2 separate regions of the Homo sapiens genome follow, and region 1 is linked to region 2. The links are chromatin loops, found by intact Hi-C in ENCODE. Cell type or tissue: ascending aorta. All regions are shown on one strand. Each heading gives the region's core, and the rest is flanking DNA. Links, peaks and the distances in the headings are about the cores only.

What was found. Peaks named below come from ENCODE experiments on the same cell type or tissue, not always from the same donor. Only the 100,000 strongest peaks of a DNase experiment are listed, where the experiment ranks them.
Region 1: a loop joins it to region 2, with 18 times the contacts of the local background. A loop is called at or near these places in 34 of 110 quality-filtered maps.

The regions. Positions count from the first base shown.
Region 1 is chr18:33,230,045-33,235,044 of GRCh38, reverse strand. All of the region lies in intron 15 of CCDC178 (coiled-coil domain containing 178), which reads left to right. Among named protein-coding and RNA genes, the nearest start is that of CCDC178, 210 kb to the left of the region's middle. RefSeq lists an enhancer at 3,206-3,500. In ascending aorta, for the core only: a CTCF peak has its summit at 2,839 (motif pointing left); a DNase peak (open chromatin) is centred at 2,824.
Region 2 is chr18:33,490,402-33,501,197 of GRCh38, reverse strand. No RefSeq gene overlaps it. Among named protein-coding and RNA genes, the nearest start is that of CCDC178, 55 kb to the right of the region's middle. In ascending aorta, for the core only: no CTCF peak of the experiment used is centred there; a DNase peak (open chromatin) is centred at 5,655.

The DNA.
Region 1 (5,000 bases), core at 1-5,000, 260 kb after region 2:
GTTTCTTGGAGGGCATAATTTCTGCTAGTACTTAGAGCATCTTTAGTTCAATCAACAGAACAAAACAGATCTAATAAACTAAAGCTTAATGTATGCACCATGCAACTTCTATAAGAATTCCAGATAAGACTGATAATATTTTTAAGTAGTTATAAAATGAACATTCTATTAATTCATTAATTTTTATCCCAAAGGATTTATGCCTTATAGCATGTCGAATCTGGAGCATATTACTCTTGTCCCACATGTAATAGCTTTTATTGAGTTATGAATTGCTATCACATCCTTGGCTTTTAATAAAGGTTGGTAAAAGTAATGGCTAAGATTGACCATTGCTTCTTGGTTTTTCAAATTAATAAGGGAGTTAGTCATATTGTCAATATGCTCAAAAAAACCTACAAAAGTAATTGACCTTAGATTTCCAAACTAAAAAAGTTGTTTTTTCTTGATAAAATTTATTTCTTTTTAATTAATAATTAAGAGTTCCCTACACTTTCTTATTTCTCTCTGAGTTAAGCTGCTTAGAAGCTCAGTTATTTATGCTGAACGTTTCTAGGATAATCACTTCCTTATCTCTCTCTGTTCCATATTTATAACTTTGATCTGGTATTTTTTTGCTTGTTTCATTGGTCTTCGTTTACTAAGATTCTTTTCCACTCCATTCATAGGCAGAATACTTTGCCAAAATTGAATGGAAAGGAATCTGCTATTAATCATAATATTGGGAATGTGTAATCTGTATTAGTGGGAAATGGTTGCCGGGAAAAAGGGAAGGAGAATACAAGGAAAACAGAAATAGTGTGAAGGTACAGCAGGATTAAAGTCCCACAATGGCTGCTAAGTAACCCCTTGGTCAAGCATCAGAAGAGTTCATTTTTCCTGACACATTTGAGGAAGTAAATAAACATGAAAATGTGATAGAAATAAAGCATTGAACATTTATGGATCTTGATAGTACAAAACATTTGAGAATATAATAAAACTTTATTTAGCTTGCTATAAATATCATATGGGAACATAATTTCCTTCTCCATTCTACTGGGTTAGTACTTTGCTTGTCAGAAATTGGATGGCAAGTTGACTTTTCAGTATTTCCATTTAATTATCTGAACTTTGTTTCTACTTTTCTTCTTCCTGTTTGAAAGGAAATGTGGTTCAATTGAAAAAGCATGGACTTTAGAGTCAGATGTTTCTTAATTCAAATCCTGGCTGGTTATGCTAATTATTGGCTCTAAGAATATTAAAAATATACTTAACTTTTCTTAGTCTAGGTTTCTCATCTCTTAAATAAATGTAACAGTATCTATATGGTACCTTTGGGTGATAAATACATAATATTGTGTATAAAACATTCAACCTGGAGCCTGACAAATAATAAATTCTTAAAGGTATTAGGCATAAGTAGCATAAAAATACTCCTATAGCGTGAGGCTACCTTTGTTGTTCAGGATAAAAAAAAAACAATCTTTAACAACTTACCTACATATTTTACTCTTAAGTCTGTCTCCCAGTAATTGTGATAAATGCGTGGGTTCTAAACAACACGTTGAACATAATGATAGTTATTTGTTGAGTACTTAATATGAGTGATGCCTTAAGCATATTACTTTATATACATTTTCTTCTTTTACCTCCCATACTTATTTTATGAAAAAAAGTGTTATCCCAATTTTACATATATAAAAACTGATATTTGATACTGGTAAAGATATTTTGCTATAACAACTCATAGGTGCTCAAGTATCCAATTCAGTGTAAATTAGAGCTTTCTGGAAAGCAATTCATCAATAGATGTAAAAAACCTAACATTCATAATCTGTAACTCAGTAACATTATTTCTAAAAATACAACTTTAAGAAAGTAACCAAGAACAAAGCCAACAGAGATGCAGGTTTAAGGATGTTTATTAACAGTTAACGTAACAGCCACTGAAAACATGGTTCATGAGGTCAACAATAATTGTTTATTTTGTATACACTGCTGCATTCCAGTGCTTAAACAGTGCTTATACAGATACTCAATAAATATTTATGGAAACCATGAATATATACTAATAACATATAATAGGAAATTTTAAATATACAAATTTCTCAATAATAGAATAGTGTTTAAATCTATGAGTATTAAGATAAATTATAAATTCATTCAATGTAGAATTTTTAAAAATTAATGAGACTTCTGCTTTTGTAGTAGATGAGAAAGATCTTGTTAGACTGACTCTACCAGAGATAATAACTTTAAATTCAGGACCTAAAAAAGAAATGACACCAAAAAGTCAAAATGCGTATCTGTGGATTTGAATATTTGTATTATTTCTTTTTGTAATTTAAAATATTTCACCAGAAACACATATACTTTCGTACAAAAAGAAAGATAACATAGTGTCATGTCCTATTTTCAGATAGAATCAGGTTGGGCTGCCACCTATACTTTCTGTTAGGGTCCTGGCCACCAAAATGTTTCCTAATAATGCACAACCATAGCCAGAGATACCTGGTCCCACTAATTCAGTCCAGCCCATAGTCACTTAAACATATCTCAAATTTTGCTTTAAGATTGTAATTCTTTAGAGTATCCATCTTCCTTTCCTGATCTCAAACCTTACATAACATAAATTCTCTAACTTTGCTCTTAGTGCTTCTCTGTCACTGGAAATGAAACTGAAGCCATTTCTTTGATTCTGATGTTAGATCTGTTTATGTAGTGTTGCTCCCTTTTTCTCTTTGAATGTGGGTTTCCGGACTCAGTATTGACTGTTTGTCCTCCTTTCAGCTATCTTTTGTCCTAGTACAGGAATCTATTCCAGCAGTGTAGCTCTCTGCTGCCACCTTCTGGTTTGTGACTGCTAAAACCAGGCTGCAGGTCAAAGGTGACTGTTGAATGTGCCCTCTTTCCAGCTTCTGAGATATTGTCACTTCCTTTGCTCCAGGCTTCTTCCAAGCTCTTCAAAGTGATCCTTTGATCTCTTTTATTCCTTTTCTCCAAAACCAGAATTGAGTCGTTGTGACAGAGACCTTAATCCGCAAAGCTTAAAATATTTACTATCTGGCCCTTTACAAAAAAAGTTTGCCATCTCTGTTCTAAAGAACACAGGAATAGCAAATGTAGGCAGCAGCCAGTGCCTGGAGGGCTGAGAGAAAGCACCCTAAGAAGGAACAAGCATGGAAGAGGCTGCTCTCTCCCAAGCAGAGTGAAGCTTTATTGGAGAGGGTGGGGTTGTGTCTCAACATAGGGTTCAGCAGCAGCTATCTGCGTGTTGCTGGAGAGACTTGATGGAGGTGGAATGGAGTTTGTGGGCAGAGAACCTCCCCACACACCAGCTGGTGGCAGTTCTGCAGGAGAATGGAGAAAATAACAACGGTCCACTGGAACAAGGAACCAGGACACAGCGCCCCTTGCTGCTGCAGCTCTGCCTGCCTGTCCCCTGCCCTCTGTTGATAAAGCCTAGCTTTACTCCAAAAGTAAAACTGCAAAAGGAAACTGCTCACAGGATCCACCTCCATTATCACAGATCAGAGTTAAAAACAGTAGATTTGGAGCTAAGAGGCAATAATTAGATAATGAGCACAAATGCATAGTCTACATGCAAATTTCTCTATTTCAATTGGTTGGTATATGTCATTGAGCCCCATGCATTGTATTTATCTGTTATAACTTTTGAGTCTCTTTTAATCTTAAAAAATCTCTACCTTTTTTTTAAAAAGTTGTCTTTCACTACGTTACATTTTTAAGAGTCTAGGCCAGTTACTTTGCAGGATTTTTCTCAATATGGATTTATCCTTTTGTTTCTTCATAATTAGATACAAGTTAAACACATCTGGCAGGAATATAACATAATTACAATAATATAATATTGTGTCCACAAGCACATGGTCTATGTTTGTCTCATTATCAGTGATATTAAGTTTGATCAGTTGGTTAAAGTTATGGTCAAGAAATGTATTCATTTCCCCATTGTAATTAATAAGTAATCAATTGAGTGATATTTAAGAATACATGGCTATTTTTTCCCAACACATTTCACCCAGTGGATTTAGAATCTATCAGTGATCCTTAGTAGAATCCATTATTGGAACAGTTGCTAAGTGGCAATTTTTCTGGGCTTTCGTTCCCTTTACAATGAATTGGCAATTTGAAGAACTTGAACGTTTAGCACAAGCTGGGCCACAGGCCACGTTTCTGGAGAAGGCAGTCTTCCTTCAGTGCTTTTTCAGGTATTTATACTTTAGGAATATATATTGCATGCAATCCTAAGTCAGAATCAACCTCACTGTCTTTTCTACCACCTGTCCCATCTCTCCACATCTCAGGAAAAACATCTCAAAGGCCTTGTTGTATCATCCATCTTAAAGATGCTATATATAAATGTGATTGTGACGTTGTAATGGGCCCTGAGCTTCTCCTCATATAAAGATTTTTTTTAAAAAATAACATCTTTTTAATTTGAAAGAATCTGAAACTTTTACAATTTAATTCCCCAACCTAGAGATCAAAAGCAAGCTTGTTTGTTAATCATAAACCCATTTGCTCAATAAATTATTCATTTGGCAAATATTATATAACAGACAAAGTGCTAGCAGCCAAGGAGATAGAGGAGGGAGCTTACTGTGAAGAGCTGTAGAATGTGTCCAGGCTCTAGTAGCAGGCAGTCCTGGTGCTGATACATGTTTGAAGACTGGTCCTGTGACAAATTCCATGACCTTAGACCTCGGTTTTATCATATTTGAAAGTGGATAATAGCTATTTCACTAATGGATATGATAATTAACTTACACACACACACACACACACACACACAGCCTCTGAGTTAATGTGGTTCCACTTACAGTTTTTCAACTTTACCATGGTGTGAAAGTGATGCATATTCAGTGGAGACCATACTTTGAGCACTCATACAGCCATTCTGTTTTTCTCTCTCTCAGTATGGCATTCGATAAATTACGTGAGCTATTCAACATGTTATTATAAAATAGCCTTAGGTTAGAGGATTTTGCCCAATG
Region 2 (10,796 bases), core at 2,821-7,820:
AGTTTTGAATTTGAAGGGAAAATTGGAATTTGCAAGTGAAGTGGGCCAGAGTGAGTAGAATGACCACAGGCAAGCATACCGGCAAAGGGAGCAGTATGTACAAAGGCCTCGAGTCCTGAATGGGGGTTAAAGCATAGTGTGACTGAAAAAACATGAGGATTTAGAAGGAATGGGCTCTACAGAAGCTGTAAAGAGAACAGAGGCTGGAGATAAAAATCTGGGGTGGATTGTGGGGCTTTTATGCAGTAGAAATGCATATGTTGTTTTCCTGGTTATTAAACTTTTCTCAAACATTTCTACCTGTACTTCTTAAACTGCTAGTTTAATTTAGTCCCATTCTTAAATTGCTAGTTCAAAGCCCATGATGCCTTCCTCAACTACCCTGATTTATTTTGAGCTTTCTTTTTCAGAATGCTTTTAGCACGTACAATCTGTATCCATCATTCTGATACTTAAGTGCCTACATTCTGGAAGGTTTTTATATTGCTTCAGGTGTCTTTACTGTCCAATAAACAAATAAAACAAAACACACAAAAGAAACATACACACACACACACACACAAACACAATAATTACATTGGGTTATATATTATTCTTGTATCCTGAAATGACTGAATAGGATGTAAAGCACATGATGGATACCTGTATTTTCTAAATTGAACTGAGAAGAGATAAAATAATAGTTTCCAGGCACTCCAATAAAAAATTTATCATTAATATAAGCAACAGAGTTACATAGAGTGGGGACACCAGGAGTAATTTATTTTGGTCCTCATTTTGTTTATTAGCTCTGGTTCTCAGAAATGTAGTTTTGCTTCTTTGTGACTTTTATCATCTATAAAGTAGGGGTGATAATAACATGATTAACATTTGTTGAGTGTTTTCCGTATGTTAGAAAAATTGCTAAGTTTTTTTTAAACACATGTAACAGGTACAGATTTCACCATGACACCTACATAAAATAATGGATAGATTTCTTTAGGTGTCTAAATCAAATCAGATCTGTCTTAATCTCCTCCACCTGGCAGGGTTTATGAAAAGACATTCTCAATAGTCCCCCACTCCACAATTCTTGGGATTGATATGAGATTTACACAAGCTAGGTTTACACAATCTGGGGAAGTTGTATTTGACTTAGTCTGTATGGGAATCATTTTATAAGTGTATTGTTCAATTTTAGAGGCCCATTCAATGCCAAGTGGCTTTGCAGCTCCTGGTATTTATTCCCCTTCATCCTTTCAATGACAAATTCAGTATCTAGCACTTTGCTGTATGCCACTAGTTCTCAATGGGAATATGGAGGATTTGGTCCTTCTGGAGACATTTGGCAATAATGGAGACAATTTTGGTTGTTGCAGCTTAGAAAGGAGGTGCTAATGGCATCTAGTGGGTAGAGGCCAGGGATGCTGCGAAACATCCTACGACGCATAGAACAGCTCCCACAAAAAAGAATTATGTGGCACAATACATCAGTAGGGTCAAGATGAGAAATTGCTCTCAGCTGCAGACTCATGAAAATTGTGCCGATTGCTAAGAACTAAGGCGTATGACCAAAACTCCGCTGATCCTAGTACTCCTCCACCTGCTTCAGATGCAAGACTCCAACTATGTCTTCTGTCTTCCTCAAAATGCACCAGCTGCCCTCCATTCATCCAACTTGGCAGAAATTGCAGTTTTCTTTCAAACAGCACTTTGGTTCTTTCAAAGACTCATTTGAGGTTTTTCTTAGGATGGATCTTGAAACCCAAAGAAATTGATTATTTCTGGAGCAGAGAAGCCAAGTAAACATCAGACTGGCTGTCCATACTACTACAAGAAAAACAAGGTAGGAATTAATATCTCATTAAATGATTCTGTAACATTTTCCAAAATAGAAAACTGAGCCTTGGGAGAGATAAAGCCACTTATCTAAGAACACTCAGTTTATCAAAGAGCTAGAGCCATAATTGAAACCTAATCTTAGCAGTCCAGTACTATCTTTTCTGTGATAAGTAAAGATCATATTTGACTACGAAGTTGAGAGATGCTTTAAGTCACTTTCAAAGTCACTTTATCCAGGAAAACTTAAAACAGATGGAAGATAATGCCTGTTCCCCTGTAGCACATGTTTTATTTTAAAATATTTTAGTGAAATATACACACTAAAAAGTACGCATGTCATATATGTACAGTTTGATGAATTATGACAAATTGAGTCTACCTATGTAACCAGTAAGCTGATCAAGAAACAGAACCTTACCAGAAGCCCCCTTGAGCTCTCTTACAGTCTTGAATCCCTCTCTTCCATCAGTGTAACATAATTTTTCGTATTTAGATCCTCTGAAGGTGTCGCTCAGGAGTTCATTATAATACCAATAATACCAAATTCTATTTTCTCTATATTTTGTCTTTCCCTTTCTTTCTTTCTCCCTCTCTCCATTCCCTCCTTTCACTTCCCCACCTCTTCCCACCGTCTTTCCTTCCTTTTATCTTCTTAACTACCATGAGTTCACTAAATATTTTCCTTCATCACCTTTAACATAATAGGGCAAATGTAAAGGAGAATAGGCCCTGAAACAGCAGAACTATTGCAGCAAATGGGAAACCCTACAAAGTTATGCCACTATCACCGTAATGCTACTTGTTTATCTAAATCCATTACTACTATGCACCTGGGTCCTAGGGAAGCCGGCATAGTGAATATGACTTTTAGAATAAGATGCCATGTGACTGGAAGAAAACCACATAGGCTGCCAAAAAACAGGAAACAGGAATGGTAGCCAGCATAAAAACAAAAATAAAAACAATCCCTCCTGGATTCTTCTTTCTCCTATGCTGCTTCTGAGTTTAACATTGAAAATCAATAAATTAGCACTTTCAAATATTCCATGGACCAATTTCCCCCTTGTGTAGTAAGGATTAGTAAATTTTTACAAATTAGCATAATATTTGAATTATAAATTATATGAGCCACTTTTTTTTTTAACAATGCGACTGAGGAATGGAAGAAATGGGAGTAACACCTGTTTTATAAATTAATTACATTGCCACAGAGCTTTATGTTAGGCAGCTGTTGTGTTTTACAGGGTGAATTCAATGAGTGGGATATCCAAATCTGGGGAATCATGAGCCATATGAAGTTGGAGTTTTTCTTTCTTTCTTTCTTTCTTTTAAAGGCAATTTTATTTCTAAGTACATTCAGTTATTCAAACTAAAGTGAAAAGCCCTGCCGAACGGAGGCCTTGCTGACTCTGCTCCAAGGACTAGAATAAAGGCACATCTGTAATTAGCACATTAATTGCTTTAGCACACATGGTTACTACTACAGTATTTGAAAACAGCTGCAAATAGATAAAACATTCCTAGGATCTTCATCTGTCAATTTGCTCGGCATATCCCGTCTTCATAAATAATGTAAAATCTGAATCTTAGTAAAATGTTCATAGATTTGCGTTAGTGAAGTTCTATCACATGAAATAATTCTATAAAAATCTGGGGAAATGACAATACTTATTAAGGTTGTGCTGAACCATACCAACAAATCAGCTGTTTTCCAGTTGATTTAGTTTATAAGTCCATCTTAACATGGCACAATTTACTTAATGAACTGTACCGGGATTGAATGGATCATTAAAATAGCCGAAAACTGCCCAAATTCGGATTTTAGGTCTTCTCTTATATGTAGTGGAAGGCGAAGTTTGTTGTTCATTTTTTTCTGCAAAATTTAAAAATATCTATCATCTTGGAGCACAATAATTTTTCTAAATATTTTTACGAAATAGAAATGATTCTACTTTACAATTATTAATCAATCTTATTGAATGTTATTGTAAGTATTTTTGTGTTCTGACTGGAATTTTAATTAGCCACTTAATTGCTGGCTTGATATTGGACAAAATTCAATAGTTACTCTTGTTATTCTTAGAAGAAACAAAATGTTTTCTCATAGCTTATAGGTACTTCATCGCACAATCACTTCTGTTTTTAAATAACGATTTCATTCAAAACAATACTTATTTCCTGAAATAATTTTTTGGTTCTCAGCTTGTAATACATACATATTTCAAGGACAGTTATCAATGTATTACATTTAAAGTAATGTAATTTAAATTCAGGTTTTCAAGGAGATATACTATAGTCTCTAACGAGGTCTTTCTGAGGCCAAAATTGAGATTCTGTATAGGATAGTATTTGAGAGAGTTTAAAAGTAATGCTAATACTTCATATTTGTCCTGTGGCTTTGGCTGCTCTCCCAGCTCAGACTACGATTTAACAAGCATGGGATCTGTCTTTACCACCTGACAGATGGAATTAATCTTTCCAGTTAACCAGCAAGTGACATAGGAAGACCCTGAAAAAATGGGACAAATATACAAATGCTGGGTTTGGGAAGGGCCATCAGAAAAACCCCTGAACCTGTGGCCTGGCCTGAGTTGGGAAAGGGAGGAAGAGGCACGTGAATGTGGGTCTTTTAGTAGTTAGAGACGGTACATGTAACATTCTAGTTTAATGCATTTCCTAGTTTTGCCTAAAGATGATAAGAGAAAATGGTTCCCCATGATACACTGTATGAATACTCTGAGCAGTACCTAACAAAATACCTTGTCTAGGAATTATTCATAGAATGGGTTTTTAATAAATACTTGATTGAGGAATGAAGAAAACAAGAGTGTAAAACTCATACACGTTTGGATTTTCCTAAATAAAATGCTTTGAGAAATGTTGTCATTGTTTTGTCCTCTCTTTCATGTTGGATATGTTTGATTTGAATAATAAGTTATTTTTCGAATGCTTTAAATCAGAGTGAATTAGTTTAGTATATATTCTAATTATTTATCTCTATCCATTTTCCAAATAGTACTGATTTAACTGAAATTTATAGGAGTGTATGCGTGTGAATTCTAACTATCCAATTCCTTAATTCATTCTGTTAACAAATGTGACTATTGCTTGCATTAAATGGTAATAACTCTTTTACATGTCTAGCAGTTTATTGCTTATATTGAAAGGAAAACCCTGAAGGAGTTTCACTTTTCTTTTTTTCTGTTTTTTGGCATTTGTCAGTGTACAAAAATAGAAGTTCTTTCTGTTTTATTTGAATAATAACCTTCTCATTTTGTGTTTCATGAATATTTTTCTCATAATCTTTATTGAACAAATTTCCATGTTAAGATTTAGTTTAGTTATTTTGCTTACATCTCATGGTCTTTTTAAGACTTCTTTTTTGAAAATGCATTTAGCTCAGCAAAGTTAATGAAAGAATGCATTACAGGCATTTTCAGAAACATTTGTAAATCATGAGATATGATGAAAATATGTTTCACAAATACATATTCATGATTAATTTAATGACATGACAAGCTAGCTCAAATGAAATACCTATGTATTATGAATAATTAACACTGTTACTCTATTAAAAATACAAATTTAACGAAAATAATTTCTAGCCCGGATTCATGGTGAGTAAATTACTATGCTATAGCAATTTTTGTTGAACTTTAAGCTATTTTTCTGCCTGGACATCTAGGAAGAAATGAAATTTTTATGAGAAAGTTATCCCCAGAATATAAATCTGCCCACTGCCTTTATACCCCTTTACAGCTCTTAAAGTAGGCTGTCATCAAAACAGCCCAGCCTTGACATAGCTGGAACACAGTGTGAGAGCATCCTCCCCTGTGGCATCCAGTAGGATGTTATTGCTGAAATCAAGCAGGTGGTGGCACTCTCCTCCACTAAACTCTCCAATATGACCCATCAGGCTTATTCCAGAAGGATGTTTTGTGAGCAGGAATGGGTAGGAAAAGGATTACAGGAAGGGCTGTTTCTTGGCAGGATTTCACTTGAGTTACACTAAAACAAGGATCTGTTATTTTTCTCTTATTCTGAATCTCTGCTGTAGGATCCTCTTAAAATTCTTTCCTAAGTAATTCACACGCCTCTAGATTGTGGTTCTAACAAATTGGACACGGCATTACTGTGTTCCTTTCTCCCTCTTTCTTCTTTTATTACAGCAAATCTCACCTCTTTTTAAGAACGTGAAGCCCACTTGGTTTTAATAATATGCTGCTCTGTGCTTCAACAAAGAAGATCTGTGTTGCTTTTGCTTTTATACATGTATTGCAAAAATCTTCTTTATTGTTTCCTCCTCTCTCTTTCTTGTATCTTTCCTTCCTTCCTTTATTCCCCATTTTCTCTTAAAAGCATTTTTGCTGTATGCCCAATAATGACCACCTAAATATTTCTACTTCCTAATTCCTAGAACTGTGAATGTTGCCATATATGGCAAAAGGGTCTTTATAGATGTGACTAAATAAAGATGCTTGAGATGGGGAGATAATCCTCGATTGTACCGATGGGCCCATTATAATCAAAACAGTCCTTATAAGAAGCAGGCAGAGGGAGTCAAAGTCATAGGAATAGGTGGTATGATGCTGGAAACAGGGACTGGGGTGAAGTGCTTTGAAGATGGAGGAAGGTGGCCACAAGCCAAGGAACACAGGCAACCACTAGAAGATGAGAAAGGCAAGGAAATGGATTCTGTCCTAGGAGCCTCCAGAAGGAATCAGCTTTGCTGACACCTTCGCCGGTGAAATGGATTTTAGACTTCTGATCTCCAGAGCAATACGCAAATGAATTTGTGTTATATTAAACCACTAAGGTTGTACAAATTTGTTACAGGAGTAGTATTAACTTCATATGACTTTCAAAAAGAAAACTAAGTCTAGGCCAGGCTCAATGGCTCATGCTTGTAATCCCAGCACTTTGGGAGGCCAAGTCAGATGAATCACTTGAGGTCAGGAGTTTGAGACTAGCCTGGCCAACATGTGGAAACCCCATCTCTACTAAAAATACAAAAATTAGCTGGGTGTGGTGGAGGGTGCCTGTAGCCCCAGCTACTTGGGAGGCTGAGGCAGGAGAATCACTTGAACCCAGGAGGCAGAGGGGCGAAGGTTGAAGTGAGCCGAGATCTCATCATCGCACTCCAGCTTGGGCAAGAGAGCAAGACTCCATATTAAAAAAAAAAAAAGTCTAATCAAGAAAATCAAGAAACTGGTATTATTACACATATTGTTTAGAAAACAAAACTATTAAATAGAGACTAAACATTGAGCACTGAGTGAAAAATTTCCTGCCAAGCAGAAAGTTCAACTGGGCACAGAGTCTAGGTCAGCTGTTAGGTGGAGTTCAGTGGAGAACCAGGTAGAATTATAAAGGCAAAATACTGTGAACTGTTTCTGTCCCATGTTAGGAAAGCAACATCTCTGAGTGAGGTTGACTGGCTGTGGGACCATGAGGGGCCATCCATGCAAGCCCTGGACTGGCTAGCAGTGATCTAATGGGACTGTGTTGACCTGACTAGTGATGACAGCCTCCAGCTGCCACGTGACATGCTGTTTTAGTCCGTTTAGTGTTGCTATAACTGAAGACCTGAGGCTGGGTAATTTACAAATAAAGGAAGTTTATTTTGCTCACAATTTTGGTGGCTTGAAAGTCAAAGATCAGGTGGCCAGATCTGGCTGGATCCTGATGAGGGCCATGTGTGGCATCACAACATGGCTGAGAAGCAGACAGTCAAACAGGTGTGTGCAAAGAGAACAAACACGAGAGGCAGCCTTGCTTTATAACAACCCACTCTCATGGGAACTAAGAACTCATGCCTGCAAATGGCATTAATCTGTTCATGAGGGCCCAACCCCGTGATCCAAACACCTCCCACTAAGCCCACCTCCTAGCACTGCCGTAATGGGAATCAAATTTCAACATGAGTTTTGGTGGGGACAAACTCAAACCATAGCACATGCCCCAACTGGGATTGTGTCATCCACTCAGGTCTGCACTGGGATTAGTAATGTAAGTGGCAGGTCGGGGTTTATGGAGAGAGTAGAAAGGAGAAGGAGAGCCATACATAAAATGTTAGTAACTGCATTGGAAAGGAAGAGATAAAATAGGGGGAGGGAAGTAAAACTAAAAGTCATAACAAAATGTAACAGCTAACACTTATGAAATACTATCGGCTAGGGATGTTTAAATTTTCAGCATTATTAAATCATTTATTACTTAAACCCTATAAGCAATAGTGGGGAAGGGGTTACTATAATTATGCTATTTTACACTAGGGAACCTTGGGTCCTGATAGATTTTATAACTTGGTTAAGGTTACATGGCCTGTGGCCAAACCAGGTCCAAATTCAGGCCTTCCTAACTCCAAACTGAGCTCTTTTTCTGCTACCTGTTGAACAGAACTTTCTTTGAATTCGTGTATTGTCTCAGTTCATTCTATCTTTTTAATTTGTTGACTGTGTGACATTTACCACTACTGCCATTAAAAATAGCTATGATCACAGTTCTGTGGGACTTAAATGATTACAAGTGAAACTTCACATCAATACTCAGTTCTATTTCCTGTATCACAAGGCTTCCTTCTTAACCTGTCCTATATAAATTGTTGAAAGAATGTAAGCTCAATATAAACATGTTAAGTCTTGCTTCCTTTCTACAGTATTTGTAACATAAAATTCATGAGGCTATATCTATCTTTGGTGCCAAAGCCCAAGGTTAAAAATAACAGAATCCATCGTTATTTATCTTTGTTTTTGTCATCAAATCCAAAGTTTATGCATTTGCTTAAAAGGTCATAGTTGTGATGATTTACATTTTTAGTAAGTCTAAGACATATATTATGTTTTATCTTATCATAAAATATTTTCCAGACAAGCATAGACTGTATCTGATGGATAAGCCACATATATACTTAGGGTACTTAGAGAGTGATACCTTTTTTTTCTGTTTCTTCTTTCCTATATAAGGAAGAGATATTCCAAGATAATGGTAACATCATGTCATTATCAAGACGAAGAAGGACTTAGAGATATTATTCAGCATGATAATAAAAAAAGATAGACAAGGAGGAGCCCATCTTCATAAGATAAAATGTCTAACTGTATAACAGATGCACTAATCATAAAAGTCAAAGCCTCCCCCATAATGATTGACTACTATAAAAATCACGTTTCCAAATAGAAAGGAACAAAGATGATATAGGGACGCAGAGCTTATAGGATGAAAAGAGAAGAGAAAGGGATTCCCTTGAAGGGAAGTGACTCTAGTGAGAGACACAGCCTATTGGTACAGACAACAAGCATAGGTTGAAGAACCTTCACACTTTGATAAAGTAGATTATACATTGAAATGAACAAAAGAGAAATTTCAGACCTTCCACATACTTCCCCCACTCATAGATTCCATTTATTTTGGAAAATAATGCAAAACTGAAGAGAAGGCATATTTTGTGCATATTCTGGACTATCTGTTGGCTTGACTATTAAAGCTTTCTTTTTTTGACTGTATTCACTATATTGTCTTCATTATTAAGAGTGGTTCCTGTGATGATGTGTAGATACAGAGCCAAGTACTTTGCTATGGGAGGAGGTTCAAGGGAGCTTTGCTCTGATGATCAAAAAAGCTCCCACTTTTAGAAGAGCAGGCAAAACAGAACCACAGTTAACCTAAACTAAGATTAAGCCAAGGTTCTGGGGTGATTGTGGCAACTATTTCTTGTGGCTGATGACTAGCAGAAAATATGGAAATGATTTAGTAGGCATCTGAGCAGATTCTGGAAACTTTGGAATGTATGTACACATCAGTGACTCCTCTATTTTCTTTTATAATTGAGCAAAACAGTTTATTAAAGTTAATGCAGCAAGGAGAAAACTGTCTTGGTAATTTTATTAATATCTAAAAAGAACGAAACTATGGAAGGGTATTTACTTTTAGGGTTTTTAGGGTCATAGTTGGGTAACTTTTTTAACTTAACTTTTGATTTTGAGATGAGTATAGATTCACATATTGTTATAAGATATAATACAAAGATCTGATATATCCTTTACCCAGTTTCCCCCAATGATAATAACTTATAGAATTATAGTATATTATCACAACCAGGAGAATGGCATTGATACAATGCACAGACGTCATTCAGACATACGAAGTTTTACTTGTATTCGTTTGTGTGTTTGTGTTCATGTATTTATTTCTATGCAGTTTTATCACGTGTAGTTCCTATATCTGCCACCAAAGTCAAGACACAGAACATTTCCAACACCACAAGCATACTTCTTGCTGCCTTTTTATAACAACACACACTTTCTCCCTACACCACTTTACCACCACTTGGAGTCAAATGTGGAAAATGTATTCTTATTTAGTTCCCTTTACTTTCTGTACTTTTAAATATCATTATCCTGAATATATCAGATGGTGTTATAGTTTACATTTCAGTAATTATGTATGATTTATAAAACTCATAAGAAGGATCACCTATTGTATAGATCTGTATTGTCCCTCTTTCCATTGTTCCTGCTGTTACTCCAAGATTTCTTCTTTTATCCTTTCCTTTCTTTTTGAAGATCATCCTTTTGCTATTATTTAAGGATAGTTCTGCAAGTGGCAAATTCTTTTAGTCTTTCTTTGTCTGACAATGTCTTTATTTCCTCTTCATTCCTGAAGAGTTTTGCTAAACATGGAACTCACGGTTAACAGCTCCTTTTTGTCAGAGCTTGATGAATGTAGTGTGACTTCCTTACGGCCTTCCCGTTTCACATGAGAAATCCACTGTCATCGGAAGGGGTGTTCTTTTGTAGATAAGGTGTCATTTTTATCTGGATACTTCCCAGATTTTTTTCTTTGTTTTTAGCTTTTGGCAAATTTTGTTATGCTTTGTCTTCATGTGGATTTCTTTTGATTCATCATATTTAGGGTTTGTTCAGCTTCTCAAATGTGTAGGTTTATACCTACAGGCAAATTTGGGACATTTTCAG